Linked DNA regions of Homo sapiens: region 1 is linked to region 2. The links are chromatin loops, found by intact Hi-C in ENCODE. Cell type or tissue: endothelial cell of umbilical vein. All regions are shown on one strand. Each heading gives the region's core, and the rest is flanking DNA. Links, peaks and the distances in the headings are about the cores only. Region 1 overlaps APBB2 (amyloid beta precursor protein binding family B member 2). Region 2 overlaps LIMCH1 (LIM and calponin homology domains 1).

Region 1 (8,336 bases), core at 89-8,088, 730 kb after region 2:
CTGGCGGGTACAGCCTGACTGCTGACTGCAGGCTGTCTCTGCTCCTTTCTTAGGATCAGCGTTTCCCCTAGAGCTCACGTGGCCTAGAGCTCATTTCCCAGCGAAATGCAATGTTCCACTTCATGTGCACAGTTTGGTGTGCATTCCGATTTTCCTCTGTGCTTACTCTGCAAATAACGTTTCTCAGCTTTGCAGCAGCAGAAACGTAATCTGTAGTGTAAATCAGCCATGCGGACCTCAGGACTTGCTTTCCAATCTTTTCCAAGACTCCTGCAGGGGAAAACTAAAATACCACTCACACTTTCAGGGAGTAAGAATGGTTTCCCAGTAGCGCAGACATCTGCTGCGTATCAGCAGGAATAGAAGCGGGATTCTGCCAGCCGAGCTTCTTGGCCTCGACTTCCATGGGCCCTTACTCAGACTCCGAGAAGGTGGGATGTGAATCTCATGTTTACTGCCACACACTCAGATTTGCTTGGCATTTGAGCATCTCCAGCAGCAGATTTGATGAAGTTCCCTTTTGTGTAACGTGTTCACTGTTCCTCCAGGGGAATTTCCACAGTCACTCTCAGAGCATTCTTAGAGATACTTTTGCAATAACTGAGCTGTCCTTTTTTTTTTTTTTTATGAGAAGGAATCTTGCTCTGTCAGCCAGGCTGGAGTGCAGTGGCACGATCTCAGCTCACTGCAACCTGTGCCTCCCAGGTTCAAGCAGTTCTCCTGCTGCAGCCTCCTGAGTATCTGGGATTACAGGCGCCTGCCACCACACCCAGCTGATTTTTGTATTTTTAGTAGAGACGGAGTTACACCATGTTGGCCAGGCTGGTCTCGAACTCCTGACCTGGTGATCCGCCCGCCTTGGCCTCCCAAAGTGCTGGGATTACAGGCGTGAGCCACCGTGCCCAGCCATTGAGCTGTCTTTGTAGGCCTTAGGCTGCGGTGGGTTAGGGGTATCTAAGAAGCATTGTGATTGGGAGTGTGGCTATGGGGATTTGACAGCAGCCCTATGTCAGACTGCCAGGGGTTGGATTTAAGATGTCTTTCCACAGGTTCCCATCCCACTCTTCCATAAGACAATCTCTATTTCCTATTAAATAAAAAAGAGTATTTTGCAAAAGCATTTGGCTTTTTGAACAAACTAAATATTATTGCATTCTGTGCTTGTCCCGTATCGCTGAGTGCAGGAATAGTCCAAACCATACTCTCCAAAGCTTCTGCAGGCCTGTTCCATGTCTAGCCGGTCCGATTTAATGAGCAGGCCTTTGCAGCATCCCAGTGCTCTGAAGCTCAAAGTCTGTGTAGGGGCAGAGGGAGGAGGGAGGTGATGTCATGACAATGAGTTATCTAGATCCCACTGGTACCTAGAGAAGAAATTAGCACAAAGCTCTGCATGGAGGCTCGGCTCCAGCACAGGAATCCGTGTCCCCCTAGGTGTTGGTCTGGGACCAGCTGGAGGCCCACTTATGAGGACTGCAGACACATTAAGAGCTCAGGATGCACCTCTGTTGAGGTGTCCCAGGACCCTTGGATATGGGCTCCAGTCTGCAGGTTCCAGGCCCCAGCAGCTTATGATGGCGCTCCTGATAAGCCAGACATGGATTGGATTGGGCAGAGTAAGCCCACAGGAAGAACTGGCCCTGTGGCCTACAGTGTAAGACACCTGGAGTTGGACATGTTACCTGACTCTAGGTCCCCCGACTGAATCGATATTTTATATGACTTTTATATCACTAGGCATGGCTTAGATCAGGATTTATTGATAATTTAGAGCTAATCATAATAAAGGTTGACACATTGTATGCTTACCAGGTACCATTGTGAGCACTTTATACACATGATACCATTTAGTGCTCCCAACATTCCTTAGAACATAAGCACAGTCATCCCCCAGTACATGCGGAGGATTGATGCCAGGACCCCCGAGTATACCAGATCCACGCATACTCAAGTCTCACAGTTGTCCCTGAGGAGCCCACGGATTCGAGAAGTCAACCCTCTATGAATTCTGCATCCTGCAAATACTCTATTTTCAATCTGCATTTGCTTGACAAAAATCTGTGTGGACCTACACAGTCCAAATAATCCATGTTGTTCAAGGGTCAACCCTATGTCTGTCGTTTCCATGTTAGAAAAGCCAAGACACAGGGGAAGGTCAGCAACTTGCCGTGTGTCATACAGGAATTAAGTAGGGAGCTGAGATTCAAACTGCAATCTCTGGCTTCAGAGTCCAGGCTGTGTACAATTTTACTATTATTCCAATAAAAACAACTGCTTCCCATAGGCTGTGCTGGGCTGGTTGCCAGGGTTCACAGCCCCTTGAATCCACAGCAGTGCCTGCAAAGGCAAGATTATCCCTCCGGTGATGCAGATGAGGAAACTAAGGACGATGAATGTGCTGAAGGCACAAATAGGGAGTGGTAGTCCAGGACTGCCAGTCAGGTCTGGCCTAGCCTTGCCATGATATTTCAGTCTGTCTCAAGCTCGAGTGTCTTCATCTGACAAGTATTTCTTGAGCATGTGGCACATCCGGGGCCACTTTTGGGTGGTGGGTATACAGAGGTCCACAGAACAGGCCTGATCTCAAGGATCCCCCTTTAGATTGAGCATTTCTGCTAATAGAACAGCTAATGTAGAGCAGAGAATGGGGAATCAAGACTAGGGCTGGGAGCTGGGCCCAGTGGCTCATGCCTGTAATCCTAGCACTTTGGGAGACTGGAGCAGGTGGATCTGTTGAGCCCAGGAGTTGAAGACCAGCCTGGGTAGCACAGTGAGACCCCGTCTCTACAAAAAAAGAAAAAATTAGCCGGGTATGGTAGTGCGTAGCCTGTAGTCCCAGCTACTCGGGAGGCTGAGGTTGGAGGATCACTTGAGCCCAGAAGATTGAGGCTGCAATGAGCCATGATCTTACCACTGCACTCCAACCTGGGCAACAAAGCAAGACCCCTCTCTAAAAATTAAAAAAAAGACTAGTGCACTTTAGGAGGCCGAGGCGGCGGATCACCTGAAGTCAGGAGTTCGAGGCCAGCCTGGCCAACATGGTAAAACCCTGTCTCTACTAAAATTACAAAAAAAAAAAAAAAAAATTAGCCAGGCATGGTGGTGGGTGCCTGTAATCCCCGCTACTAGGGAGGATGCGGCAGGAGACCATCACTTGAAACTGGGAGACAGAGGTTGCGGTGAACCTCAGATCAAATCTAGCTCTGCTGTTTATTTACATTGTGACATTAGACAATTCAACTAAGTTCCCTGAACCTCAGTTTCTCATTTAGAAAATAAGAAATACAGCACCTACTTTGTAGTGTTGTTGTGAAAACATGTTGTGCTACATGTTGTAAAGCATGCAGCTTGTGGCAAGTGATGTGTAAATGTCAGCGCCCACCTTCATGCTTTCCCTGCCAAGACCAGACTTGTATATAAAACACTCAGCACAGAGTGAGCCCTCGATAAATAGTCACTGCTAGTATCATGATGATTATAAGTGATTATCAGATTACATATGTCTAATGAGATATGCCTGCAAGTTCATCTTTAAGTAAACATACACTTAATTTGTTCCATGACATTCTGGAAACATTGTGCTACGTCTCTCGGTTGAACCCACCTCTGCTCAAATTTTCCATTGATAAAAATAGGACTCATAATGCCAGCCTGGTTCCTGGGCAGGAAATGACTAATGCAATTAACTGTTTCTGTACTAAATCACAACCCGGAGGCGTGTCTCTGGCATGAGTGAAGAATCGTCAAGAATCCTGGCTGTTAGGATGCTGATTGTCAGGTTCCTCTGCCTGCATCGTTGTTTGTCAGCCTGCAGTGGCCTGGGGATTGAAAACTGGAGTGGGTTTCCTGCAGAGAGCAAACCCTTTCATTAGCCAACCTGAACATGCAGTCGACTGACACTTGGCGTTTCTCTCCGTAAATTAATAAGTTGGCATTTCTGGTTGATATTTTTAGATTTGTATGACTTGTTCATAACGTGCTGATGATTGAACCTGCTCAGCAGGTTAATGAGAGTCGCTGTGGGGCAGGCATTGCAAATAATGGTGATTGCATGGTGCACCGGCCTTTCTTTAGTAGCAGAAGCCCTTCTGTGTAAGGGCAAGAGCAGGGCCACTGTGACAGGGGAGGCCCAGAGGCCTCAGCCCCACACTGGGCTCCTCTGCAGGTTGCCCCTGGACCTAAGAGTGCTACACCTCTGGAAAACAGTGTGGAGAGCAGTGCTGTGGCCTGGAGGGAGGAGGACGCAGCTAGCAGGCAGTTAGTCGGTTCCCTGGGCATTTCCTTTGCCTCCATAGGCCTCCTTGCCTCCAGTGATCTGTTAGCAGGTGTTGGGTGATGGTGCCCCCTAGTGGACAGTTTGCACAAGGGCACCCACACTACCTCAGGGCTTTTGGTTCCTGCAGTGGCGGGCTCCCCCATTGTCGGCTCTGAGGTACTTCTGAGAAGCCTCGGGACCAGCCCAAAGCTATAAACGTAGAGCTGGTGGGCTTTGAAGTACTCACTCCCCATTGAGGGATTATTTTCTTCTCCTCAGGGTACTCCTAGGAGGCCTTGAATTCTTCGGGGCCTCTTTAGAGTGGGGCTGGCCTCCCTGGGCTCCGGTGCCAGCCGGGTGTAGCTACTGGGTGCACCCAAGATTGTGAGGAGGGGAGGAGGCGTGTTGTGCACACGTGTATGGGGTGAGAGGCATTATAGGTGTGGCCTGGGGATGCCGGCCTCCCTCTCTCCGTCAGGAAAGCCAGCATTGTTGCCGCACCTAGGAGGCAGCAAGGCGCGGTGACAGGAATGTGTCAGGACACAAACTCAGGCTTCACTGCCAGCTCTGCCATATGCTCATGGTTACCTGAAGTGTATACACCACCGTGTGTTTGTTGGCTGGGGCTGCCATAACAAAATACCACAGACGAGGTGGCTTCAACTACAGAAACGTTCTTTTCTCACAGTTATGGAGGCTGGGAGCCCAAGGTCACTGTGAAAGCAGGTTTGGCTTCCCCTGGGGCCGCTCTCCCGGGTTTGTGCTGGCCGCCTTTTTGTTCTGTCCTTACATGGCCTATTCTCTGTGTGGGCGCCTCCCTGCTGTCTCTTCCTCCTCTTATAAGGATACCACACACACACACAGACACATACACACACACATATGCCACACACACACCACACACACCCACACCATACACATATGCCACACACACACACCACATACACATACACACATACACACACACACACCACACAGACACACACCTGGGCACAGTGGCTCACGCCTGTAATCCCAGCACTTTGGGAGGCCAAGGTGAGCAAATGGCTTGAGCCCAGGAGTTCCAGACCAGCCTGGGCAACATGGTGAAACTCCATTTCTACAAAAAAAAAACCCACCTTTTTTTAATTAGCAGGCATGGTGGTGCACACTTGTAGTCCCGTCTACTCAGGGGAGGCTGAGCCCAAAAGGTGAAGGCTGCAGTGAGCTAAGATCGCGCCATTTCACCCTAGCCTGGAAAACAGAGCAAGACCCTGTCTCAAAAAAAAAAAAAAAAAAAAAGGGTCAGGCACAGTGGCTCACACCTGTAATCCCATCATTTTGGGAGGCCAAGGTGGGCAGATCACCTGAGGTCAGGAATTCAAGACCAGCCTAACCAACAGGGCGAAACCCCATCTCTACTAAAAATACAAAAATCAGCCAGGCTTGGTAGCACACACCTGTAATCCCAGCTACTTGGGAGGCTGAGACAGGATCATTGCTTGAACTCAGGAGGCGGAGGTTGTAGTGAGCCACTGCACTCCAGCCTGGGTGACAGAGTGAGACTCTGTCTAAAAAAAAAAAAAAAAAAAAATATATATATATATATATATATATATATATATGTAATATATTAAATTAAATTAAATAAAGCATATCAGTCCTATTGGAGTAGAGCCCCATTGTTAGAGCTCATTTAACTTAATTACTGCATTAAAGACCCTTTCTCCAAATACAGTCACATTGGGGGTTAGGACTTAAGCATAGGAATTGGGGAGGGGACACGATTCAGTCTTAACAACTACCCTGTACCTCAGTTTCCTCATCTGTGAAATGGCAATAATAATATCTGCCTCATGTGTTGATATGTGGATTAAGTTGATTGAACAAGATATGTAAAAGGAAGTCTCTAGCTGAGTCCTTTGCATGTATGTCTATCTGTACCTAGATCCATCTACATATACACATATAGACATGCATATATGTGTGTATATATGCATATTTACATATACATGCATATATACCCGTGTGCACATATATACATGCATATGTACATGTATATACACACACTCTCAATAAGTGCATGTGTGGGACACTCCTTTCTGCCACCTCTGTTTTAGGAAACCTTAAATTTGCCAGGAGTCTGTTTGCTTATCTCAAAAATGGGAGAGAGGAGACCATGTGGCCTAAGGGAAAAGACATCTCACTTTGGGTCAGAAGATTGAGGGTTCAAGTCCTTTCATGGTCAAAATGTTTCCAATGTTTTGTATGGACACTTAAAAAAGATGCAGAGTCCCTCTTTCACTGGGTTCACTGGGTTGTGAAAATTGAACTAAATTAAGTTAGGTAACTAATAATAAAGCACCTGTGGTTACATCAGAGCGCTGGAAATGGAAGTTTCCTCCCTCCTCATTGGGACTCTGAAATCCCCTTAACTAAGTACTGGTGGGAATTTTTGTTTTCTTTTTTCTTTTCTTTTCTTTTCTTTTTTTTTTTTTTTTTTTTTTTTGAGACAGGTTTCACTCTGTCACCCAGGCTGGAGTGCAGTGGCGCACCTCAGCTCACTGTAGCCTCTGCCTCCCAGTCAAGCCATTCTCCTGCCTCATCCTCTCACCTCAGCCTCCTGAGTAGCTGGGACTACAGGCGTGTGCCACCATGCCCAGCTAATTTTTAAATTTTTTTGTAGAAACAGGGTCTTGCCATTTTGCCCAAGCTGGTCTCGAACTCCTGGGCTCAAGCAGAAGCCACCTCAGCCTCCCAAAGTGCTGGGATTATAGGTGTGAGCCACTGTGCCCAGCTGAGAATGCTTTTAAGTTAACAATGAATACTTAGAATCTATGCTTAGAATACACTGAAGACATTATTTCATTGCCATGCAAAAATGTGTATCTTGTGTCTTAAAAGGAAAGCATGTTGATGTCATGACTTTAATGCTACACAAATGTATATCTTAAATTAGAAGCCAAATCCAGGCCCCTCCAGGACAGTGGCACCCTCCCCCTCTCCAGCATGGCCTCAGACCACTGACCTTCATCAAACTCATTCTCGCTTCCCCACTCGAGCCACACAAGGGGTCAGGAAGGTGTCTAGGCTGCTGTTCTGGACCATCGTACCCTTACCAAAGAGATCTCTCAGTGCGGAGGAGTGAGGAGCTTTGGCCTCCCCTGAATAAGCGTGAGGAAGCAAAGATTCCCCAGCAATAAAGTAGATGCTGAATCCCCAGCAATAAAGTAGATGCCGAATGTCATCTCAGCCCCCACTGGAGTGAGACTGCCTTTGTGCATTCTCTCCAGCACATCAGTGGTTCCTATAAATCTCACAATGATTGCTTTTCTCAAGGTTGCTTCGTGGCAAGTCTGCAAGTGCGCTTTCTCCAACAGAGGGAGGAGGTTAGGAATAGACTTCGCAGGCAGGAGCTGACTTGGGAATGGCCCAGGGGAGAACAAGTAAAGATGCATCTGCTTTGAAAGAATCCTTTCGTTTTCATTTAAGGACTTGACATCAGGGAAGTTTTATATCCTGGGAACTCGCCTGGCTCCGTGTTGTGTGTGAAGAAGGATTGTGAGGCCGCTGCTCAACTGCGTTGCCTCTTTCTCCTTCCTTGTGTCAAATAATGTAGCTTTTATTTTGTATGATTGCGTGTGCGCTGGGTGTTTCCCAACTGCAGGGGATGGGGTTAGTATTCCTGGCCCTGTGAGCAGAGACAGAGGTGACCCAGGCTGGGAACTGCCCTTCATGAAGGGACCAGCCATTAGTGGGTGGCGGGCAGGCAAGGAGATGGATATCGTGGGCGATATTTCAATTATGGATCAACCCTTAGTGCCTGGCACATGGTAAGCGCTACATGGGGGTTAGCCATGATCATGACCGTCCTCTTTGTAGAAGGGCCTGTCAGAGGTTAACATCAGGGGAGCTTTTCCAGTTATGTGTCTTGCTCTGAAAAATAGGAAGGGGGAAAGTTAAGTTAATGGCAGTAGTGGGCCCAGGGCTTCAAAGGGCCATGCATCGTGTTTTCTACCTGAGTGCTCAGTGTATTGTAGACAGTCTGGGGGAAATGGCAGGAACAGCTGGAGCGCTCATGGGGACCAGTGTAGAAATGCTCTCT
Region 2 (8,336 bases), core at 119-8,118:
AGAGATTTTTGAGATACATTCAGAGTTATTTCAGCAAAAGTCAGAAAGTGTGGTTTTGTTCTCTTTGAAATACAGCAAGGAAGCTACGTGGCATCACACTGCTCAATCAGTTACGAAAACTTTTCTATCTAATGGTCACATCTCCAAGTGATGCATTCCACCTCTGTTTATTACAAACTCATTGAGTGCAAGGACAAGGGGAACTGATTTTTCTTTACAAGTCAAAAGAACTTAAGACAAAGGATGAGTGCTTCCTCCTGATATAAGAGAAAGTACTTGAATTTGAGGAAGCGAAAAGATGTTTGGTTTCCACAAGTTCTTCAGTCTGGAACACTATTTTACACACTCATTAGCAAAACAACCCAGTTTCTTTCCACTTGTTTAAAAAACCTGTCTCATTTGAGGACCAAGTATGTCCCATGTTCCCATGTGTTCCTTGTATTTTTATCAATTGTAAAATCTTTTTGGATGCTACAATGTCAAATGGATGCTGAATGCCAATTTCTTCCTAAAAGAGAGGTAGCTGCATATACTTCTATTTGAACCAAAAGCAAATAAAATTTTGTTTTGAGGAGTCTGCCATACCTCCTGATACCTAGAAATACTAGGGTATTACTAAATTAGGGTTTTTACCACTAGTACAGAGAAATCATGCCATTATATCAAACTAGAAAATAGACCTTGCTCATGGAGACGACTCCACTATCAGTCTTATAGGAGTCCATCTGTATTAACAACAGCAATTGAGGGAAACAGCTGTCCCTGAAGCATTTACAAACCAAATCTCCAGAGACCTATGACTTTCACAGCTGTAAATGTCAACACATTTTTCTTTTGTATGGTAAAAAGAATGACATTTTCTTGAGTCATGATGCTTCTTTCCATCCACTCCCTGGAGTTCAGCTTTGGTTCTACTCTTAAGGAACTTGTCCTACCTTAAAGGTCTTCAGAACATCTTGAGAATTTTTGGGCTGGGAGTAAGGCTTGGGTGTCAGCATAGGCACTGCTTTGGGAGTGACAGTTTTGCTTGGAGACCCACTGCCTGCTGACATGCTGGTATCCAGAACACTGGCACGAGCAATGGTGGTTTCAACAGTGGCAGTGAATTTGGGTGGAGGCAGTGACTGTTGCCGCAGGTATTTCATGGGATTGGGGTCATTCAGGAAGGAGGATAAATTTGGCTCTGTTGAATGGCTTCTTTCCAGAATTTTTGGCATCTCCAAGCGTTCGAGAACAGCCTCACTGATGGTGAACCTCTCAATGTACTGTTGAAGGATCCCCTCTGCCTCCTCCTGGGACCGAGCGTTCTTATATGCTTCATGCAGCTCTCTCTCTCTCCGCTCTCTAAAGGACATGGGAGAAGCAATAACAAAGTCAACTAATGAAAATTGCAAAGAAGACCTTGGTAGAAACGAAGGTAGCACTGAAGAGATAGTACAGGGAATATAAAATGTTACTATCAGAACCTTTGTGACAGCCAATAATTTTTAGAAAAAAAAAACACCTAGATAATATTGTACATTAAAAACGACAACAGAAAGAACTCACTTTTCTTGAACAATTTCTCTGTAGGTTTTGATGCTTTTCCTTCGTTCACTTGTCCCATCTTCTCCAGCCAGTAACTTCTCCATTTTTTTCCTTTCTTCCTCTTTCTTGATTAAGTCCTGAGAAACACTTCTTCTACGACTCTTCCAACGAGCCAGGTCCTGGCAGGGAAAGAAAGATATAATATTCTTCTTCAGACTTGTGCATAATTCCATTTCTATTCTTCAGAGTTTAGTCATTTCTACTCTTTAGAGAACTGACTATGGGCCCAGGCACTATAACATCGTGTGCATTCCCACACAATCCAATGTAAGTCTGGTTGGAACTGGAATGCCTCAAAGGCAGAAACATCCAGATATTATCTACAGTATCCATAGCAGGGCTGCACATTTATTTAAATATGGCAGTGTGAAATATGCAATCACATTTCATGTCAGTTGCCAAATTTCAGAGAATTGCCTCACAAGGTAACTGTAAGAAACTTCATTCCTTCCTATTTATAACCTCTGCATTGTGAACAGATTTGCTGACAATAGAATAGTAGGGATTCATTTACAGTTTCCACATGGAAGGCAGTCAAGGCAGAAAAAAAACTGTTTTGGAGTCTTTAGATCTGGTGATTCTATATGTATTAATTCATCTGATCCTTACAACAACCTCACCACAATCCTACAGGTAGTTATAGCATAATGATGAAGAGTGAGGATTCTGGAGGCAGATGGTTGGGGTTGCAGCTGTGGGAAATAATCCCAGCTCTGTCTTTTCCATGCTTTGGAATCTCAGGCATGTTTCTTAGTCTCCCTGTGCCTCCATTTCCTCCTCTCTAAAATGATGATAATAGCACCTATTCTTACAAGCTTGCAGGGTTAAATGTGAAAATAGACGTAAGGTGCCAGGCACATAGTAAGTGCTCAAGATACTTTAGACATAATTGTTACTATATTTTATGAACTTTGGAGAAGTTAACTTTTTAAACTAAAGGTGGAGTCAAGTTTGCAATAGCTACCTCCAGAGTGCTTTGTGAGAATTAAATGAAATAATCCACTCTCCCTCCTCTCTCCCCGCTTTGGCTCTCAGCACACAATCTCAAAGCCCTCATCAGCCTCTTTAGCCTTCCTTCCCTGGTTCTAATCCTGGCTCCCCCACTCGCTAGCTATGTGACGTTCAGCAAGTGACAGCTGTGCTGGGATTCGTCTGTGGAATCGAGGACAATAAGAGTTGCTAGTTCATTGAGTTACTAAGAGGATTAAATGAATGCATGCAAAGTACTTAGAACAATGCCTGGTACTGGTACACATTTGATGTTGGTCATTGTTATCGTTACTACCATCATCATCATGATCAATTTGAAATATATAACCTCAGAAGATAGTGCAGCCTCAATTCTACAACCCATCCCAGTTTCCTGCCTCCCCTCCCCTCTTTTGTGACCAAGCTTCTGGCCAGGGTGTTTGCTGATTACATGTCTGGGCCATCACTCCATACCTTCACGCTGCTACTCACCTTCCTTTGAGTCCCACATTTACCGTGTCACCTTTTGAAACCCTCTAGGGGCTCCCTTTCCCCGCATGGCTTTCAAGTCCACGTCTACCCACCCGGCTGGATTTTCTGCTGCCAGAAGCCTCCCCGCTGCCCGCGCGCCTTGGCCACAACTCACATCTTGCCATTTGTCGTCCTCTTCCCTCAGCTGGTTATTTATCAGCTGCAGCTGCTCCTGGCGGGCCCTGCTGTGCGGCTGCACCGCGGCCTCCTCCTCACACCGCATGTCAAACATGCTGGTGCTCCTGAGTGTGGAGAGAGCGAACACAAGAGGGACCGCGATCAGCGCCCGTCGCGTCTCCGCGCGCCTGGGCGTCCTGCCGCGTGGGGGCGCTACCGGGCTTGGAAAACTGCCCCCTTCCCGGGCTGCGCACAGCGCGTGACTGGCGGTGTGTTCTGGCCCTGGGCGGGCGGTGGGCGTGCTGGCACCCCACCGCCTCCTTTTGCCGCAAACGCCAAAATGTGACCGTCTTTGTCTTCAGTGATGTCACTGAATCGGGTCAATATCATTTTATATGTAGGTGCCAAAATAGGTTTAAAGAAGAGCTAGAAAAATGGTATTTGAAGCCCCAGGCTCCTCTCACTTGGAAATGCATTTAAAAAATAAAATTAAGATAATTAAAAGGTATAACCTGGGTAGAATTTGTGGGGAAAGAGGGCGGTGTTCCATGAAGTAAAACTGTATTACGTTAAATGCTTCTTTGTGTAGAAAGCTGGCTTAAAGGCTTCCTATGTGAATGGAGGCAATTTCTCCATTTCCAAAAAAATATCATTTGGCCTTAAGTTTAAGACACTCACTTTTTCTTATTTTATTTTATTGAATTTTAGATGCATCTGACAACTATGGATGGCTGATGTATATGTTCATTGTAATCATTTCTTTTTATTTCTTGTAAAACTGCTGTAATTGATAGTGCAGTTGATGGCATCTTGGAATCAAGAAAACAAGGCATTTTATAACAAGAGTAAGGAGTAAAACACATAAATTAGGTATATATTTTGTATTCTAATATGCACACAGTCATTTAATTTTTGTCAGGATAACTCTGAATATCTCTTTTAAAAGAAAAATGCAAGGGAAATCAGTCTTTAAAAAACTCTTAGACTGTGCATACATATAATTTATATGTTTTATAGGAGCTTATTAAATGTTGTGCAAGACCATAGGGCCTTTTTTGTGATGCTTACATAAACCTTTGTTACAGCAAAAGCTGAAGCAGCAAGATGAAAACAGAAATAGAAACCAAAGCAAAATCCTCCTCCTTTTATTTTTCTTTCAAAGAAATGACTCACTTTGGGACAAGTGGGCTATGGAGCCCAAAATTCAAGACATAGAGGGCTCTTAAAAGCTCACTGTTAAGTGCTAGCAACAAAATATGGTGACAGTCCATTTTTGAAACCAGCCTAACACAAAGAAAAAAAAAACTACCATGCACTTAGACACCAAAGAATTCCAGACATCATCAATGATGTCCAAAATTGTTACTCCCATGGCCAGACAATGAACAGCAGCAGCATCGCCGAATGCAAAGGGCTCCCTAGCAGGCAGCTGTCTGGAAGATGACCCCCAAAGCAATGGCTGCCCACCTTCCCTTCAATCCACTCAAAAGGAATGTGTATAAATGTGTGAGTGCCTCTCTCTGCTCTCCAGATGTTGGACAATTTAAGTCTAAGAGAACTAAACTGAAAAACTGTACTTGTAACCTGTCTTCCCCAAGAGTATTCTAATAATCTGGCTGCACAGAAGGACTCTTAGCTGAGGTTTCTATTAGCATGGATATGACAAGCCATTGCATAATGCTGCCTCCATGTATTCAGTGGAGAATGTTGATTTCAGCAGCTGTGGCTTCTAGAAAAAATAAGCTGGGCCAGGTGTGGTGGCTCACGCCTGTAATCCCAGCACTCTGGGAGGCCAAGGTGGGCAGATCACTTGAGGTCAGGAATTCAAGACCAGCCTGGCCAACATGGTGAAACCCCTTCTCTACTAAAAATACAAAAAAAAAAAAAGAAAAAAGAAAAAAAATTAGGCATGCTAGCACACGCCTATAGTCCCAGCTACTAGGGAGGTTGAGGCAGGAGGATGGCTTGAACCTGGGAGGCAGAAGTTGCAGTGAGCTGAGATTACATCACTGCACTCCAGCCTGGGTGACAGAGCGAGACTCTATCTCAAAAAAATAAAATAAAATAAAGAATGAAAGAAAAGAAAAAGAAAGAAACTGTAGTCCTCGATAGAGGAGAAGGGCTGTGATTTTTCATCTATTTTAGACTATTGATTAATGGTATCTAAGAAAGATTAAGAAATTTGCAGGATTAGGTAGAAAAGTCTAACCCATGCTTTTAAACTTCATGGATCAAAATTCACTTAAGCAGGCCTTCCAGAAAGACACAAAAATTCGTCCCATTCTTCCTCTCACAGTTTAAAAAAAAAAAATCTTACTTTTAAAATATTCAATCTAGTCAGTTCATCTTTTAAGGTGATTTATAATCTTTGCTAAGATCTTAGAAGACTTAAACCTCTCTGAGCTGGGACCCTCTTACCATCCCACTAAGTAGTTTGTAGATTATGGGAGAGAAAAGAGGTCCCTTCATTCAACTCTGCCATCTATAATATCTACAGGTCAGAATTTTGGTTTAGGCCACTATGGGTGGCCATAGATCCAGGTTTTCTTCTGGGACCCCAAGAAGAAAATGGCAGCCTTCTCCAGGATCTGGGATTTGATTATCTCACCCAATGGGCATGGAGAAAATGAGAGCAGACCTTAAGAATTACCTTTGTCTGTCCTGCGTTCCCATCTCTACTCCCACTGTGAAGCTCTAACTAGCTCAGCCCAAATGTGGCCAGAAGCCAGTTAGTTAAATAAAAGGAGAAACTCGTTTGCCCTTTCATGTACCAGGAAGTACATGGTTGAACATCCCTAATCCAAAAATCTGAAATCTGAAATGCTCCAAACTCCAAAACTCTTTGAATGCTGACATGACCCCACAAGTGGAGAATTCCACACCTGACCTTGTGTGATGGGGTGCAGCCAAAACTTTGTTTCATGCACAAAATTATTTAAACTATTGTATAAAATCACCTCCAGTCTATATGTATAAGGTATATATGGAACATAAATGAATTTCATGTTTAGACTTGGGTTCCATCCTCAAGATACTTCACTATGTATATGCAAATATTCCAAAATCTAAAAAAGTTCAAAATCTGAAACACTTCTCATTCCAAACATTTTCTATAAGGCAGGCTCAACCTGTATGATTTTTTTTCTCAAGATTTTTTTTTTTTAAGAAATATCAGCAAACTGGCCAAAAAAGAAATAACAAACCTATGAGTGATATATTTATGCCATTTTCAAAAAAAAATTAAGAAGTTGAGAATTGATAATACTAGAAAGAAAATGGGCTGAGTTGTCATTCAGAACATGTTCCCTAGTTCAGGTTAGACTTGGCCTCCCAAATGAAGAGGTGTGTGTCTGGGGATGGGGGTTGGCGGATATGGGATCCTGGAGATGGCCAGCTTCCAGAATATTAATGTGACTTGGACTAATCCTGTGCTCCTCAGTACCTACGTCTATGCCCTTGGGCTGTTGGGATGAGGGCTCCTGGCTGCAGAGTCCAGGAGTCTCCCTTGGTGGTGGGTTGGCATTTTTGAGGGCCGGGATGGAATTACCCCAAGGGCCTGGAAATTGTTTCTGGGCCAAGTCTACCGTAAAGGAATTCAGAATAAAATGGCCTATGGCTCTCACAACGTACCGACTCCTTTGGTGGGCCAGGTATTGGGAGGGAAAGAGTGTGAAAGTGAAGAAAAGGGCAAGAAGGTGAAATTAAATCTATGGAAACATTCTTGGCTGGTTAGGAGGTGGAAATTTCTCTGTTTGCCTGTGCGGTAGGTCTGCCCCTGACCTATATTCTCCTTAAAGGGCTCATCTTTTTTTTGATTGGGCTCTATTTTAAGAATGTGTCAATTATTAATAAATATAGCCTGTGCCAAAAAACTGCCTTTAAAGATTTTGGAAAAAGGAGATATTAAGGGAATAAACTAAAAATAGTATAAGTTTCTATTTTAAGAATAAATTCCTGATATCAACTTTTCATTTTGTTCCCCACATGGTTTCATGTAAATTGTATCTGCTCTAAGCAGGAAACTCAGCACTTTGGATATCCCTAGATAAGAGCTCTGGAAAAAAAGCTCCTTTTACTCTTCTTGGTCCCTGGGGCTGCATTTTGTAAACTTAGAGAAGGCAAGAAGGGAGTCCCTGTCCCCACCCCTTTTAAGAAATCATTAACTTTTCCTGTGGGTGAAGTTTTGTGTTCAGGTGAAGGCAAAATTCAGAAACTCTTTAATTTCCCTTCCTTTCTTTCACCTTTCCCAGGGGTCTATTTTAAGCAAATTGTATAGCAGCCTTGCATTGATGAAGAAGAAATCCATTCTATCAAAATGTTTTCGCTCACCAAACCAAAGTAGTGTTTTGCCTGTCAATCTTATAAAATCCTCCTTTCAGTGAATGTTAAATATTGCCATTGCAGGTTTGAAAAGTAATAACCAGGGCTCAATTTTACAGACTACTTAACTCTGTGCAGTCAGTCAAGCTCAGGCTGAATTTGGTTTTGAGGCATGAGTGTTCTTTATGTCAGATCACACATGGGAAACTTGGCCCTGGAGTTTGACCACTTAGGGCTCAGAGTCCAAACTAAGCAGACATCTTGAACACAAACATGAAAATAGCACAATCTGAAGACACTTAATTTTTTGCCTAATCTCATTGTCATTGGTGGAAATGATGTTTGCATGTTCTACATGCAAATTCTATTCAAATTCCTCATTGTGTGACTTGAAACTGAGGCTCAGGAAAGGATAGGCAGAGGAGGACTGGTGATTACATTCTGGATGGCCCAGGCTCCCACGAGGCCACAAAATGCTCCTCAATATCAGGATCAGCAGACTACTGATGCTGGATTTAGATATTAATCATGTTTCTTCAAATACAAATTACTTGAATCTGAGAAGTCTAGCATTTTGCAAATAAAAAAAAGTTTGCCTTGAATATCAGTTGCAGAATGATCTGCATATGGGAAATCCATTTCTGAAGCAGAGTTAATGTGGTCACAAATGGGAGGGTTTGGAGTCTTCTCAAATTTGGATGTGGAGTACGGGATAAGGAATGAACCTCTGCTTGGTTGAGTGAAAACCAAGCAGCAGGGAGGGGAAGGGCCAGTCATGTCTTACATCCTTGGCCCCCTGCTAAGCCATGGGA

What was found. Hi-C counts contacts between places; a loop is a spot of excess contacts. Peaks named below come from ENCODE experiments on the same cell type or tissue, not always from the same donor. Only the 100,000 strongest peaks of a DNase experiment are listed, where the experiment ranks them.
Region 1: a loop joins it to region 2, with 4 times the contacts of the local background. A loop is called at or near these places in 3 of 110 quality-filtered maps.

Annotation. Positions count from the first base shown.
Region 1 is chr4:40,904,869-40,913,204 of GRCh38, reverse strand. All of the region lies in intron 10 of APBB2 (amyloid beta precursor protein binding family B member 2), which reads left to right. Among named protein-coding and RNA genes, the nearest start is that of NSUN7, 160 kb to the right of the region's middle. In endothelial cell of umbilical vein, for the core only: a CTCF peak has its summit at 4,343 (motif pointing left); DNase peaks (open chromatin) are centred at 2,254, 3,604 and 4,284; H3K27ac peaks cover 2,942 bases.
Region 2 is chr4:41,639,493-41,647,828 of GRCh38, reverse strand. It overlaps LIMCH1 (LIM and calponin homology domains 1), which reads right to left. Exons shown (of 32, transcript NM_001330672.2): 15 at 3,203-3,329; 16 at 1,549-1,706; 17 at 936-1,344. Among named protein-coding and RNA genes, the nearest start is that of LIMCH1-AS1, 49 kb to the left of the region's middle. In endothelial cell of umbilical vein, for the core only: a CTCF peak has its summit at 3,400 (motif pointing right); a DNase peak (open chromatin) is centred at 3,398; H3K27me3 peaks cover 1,492 bases.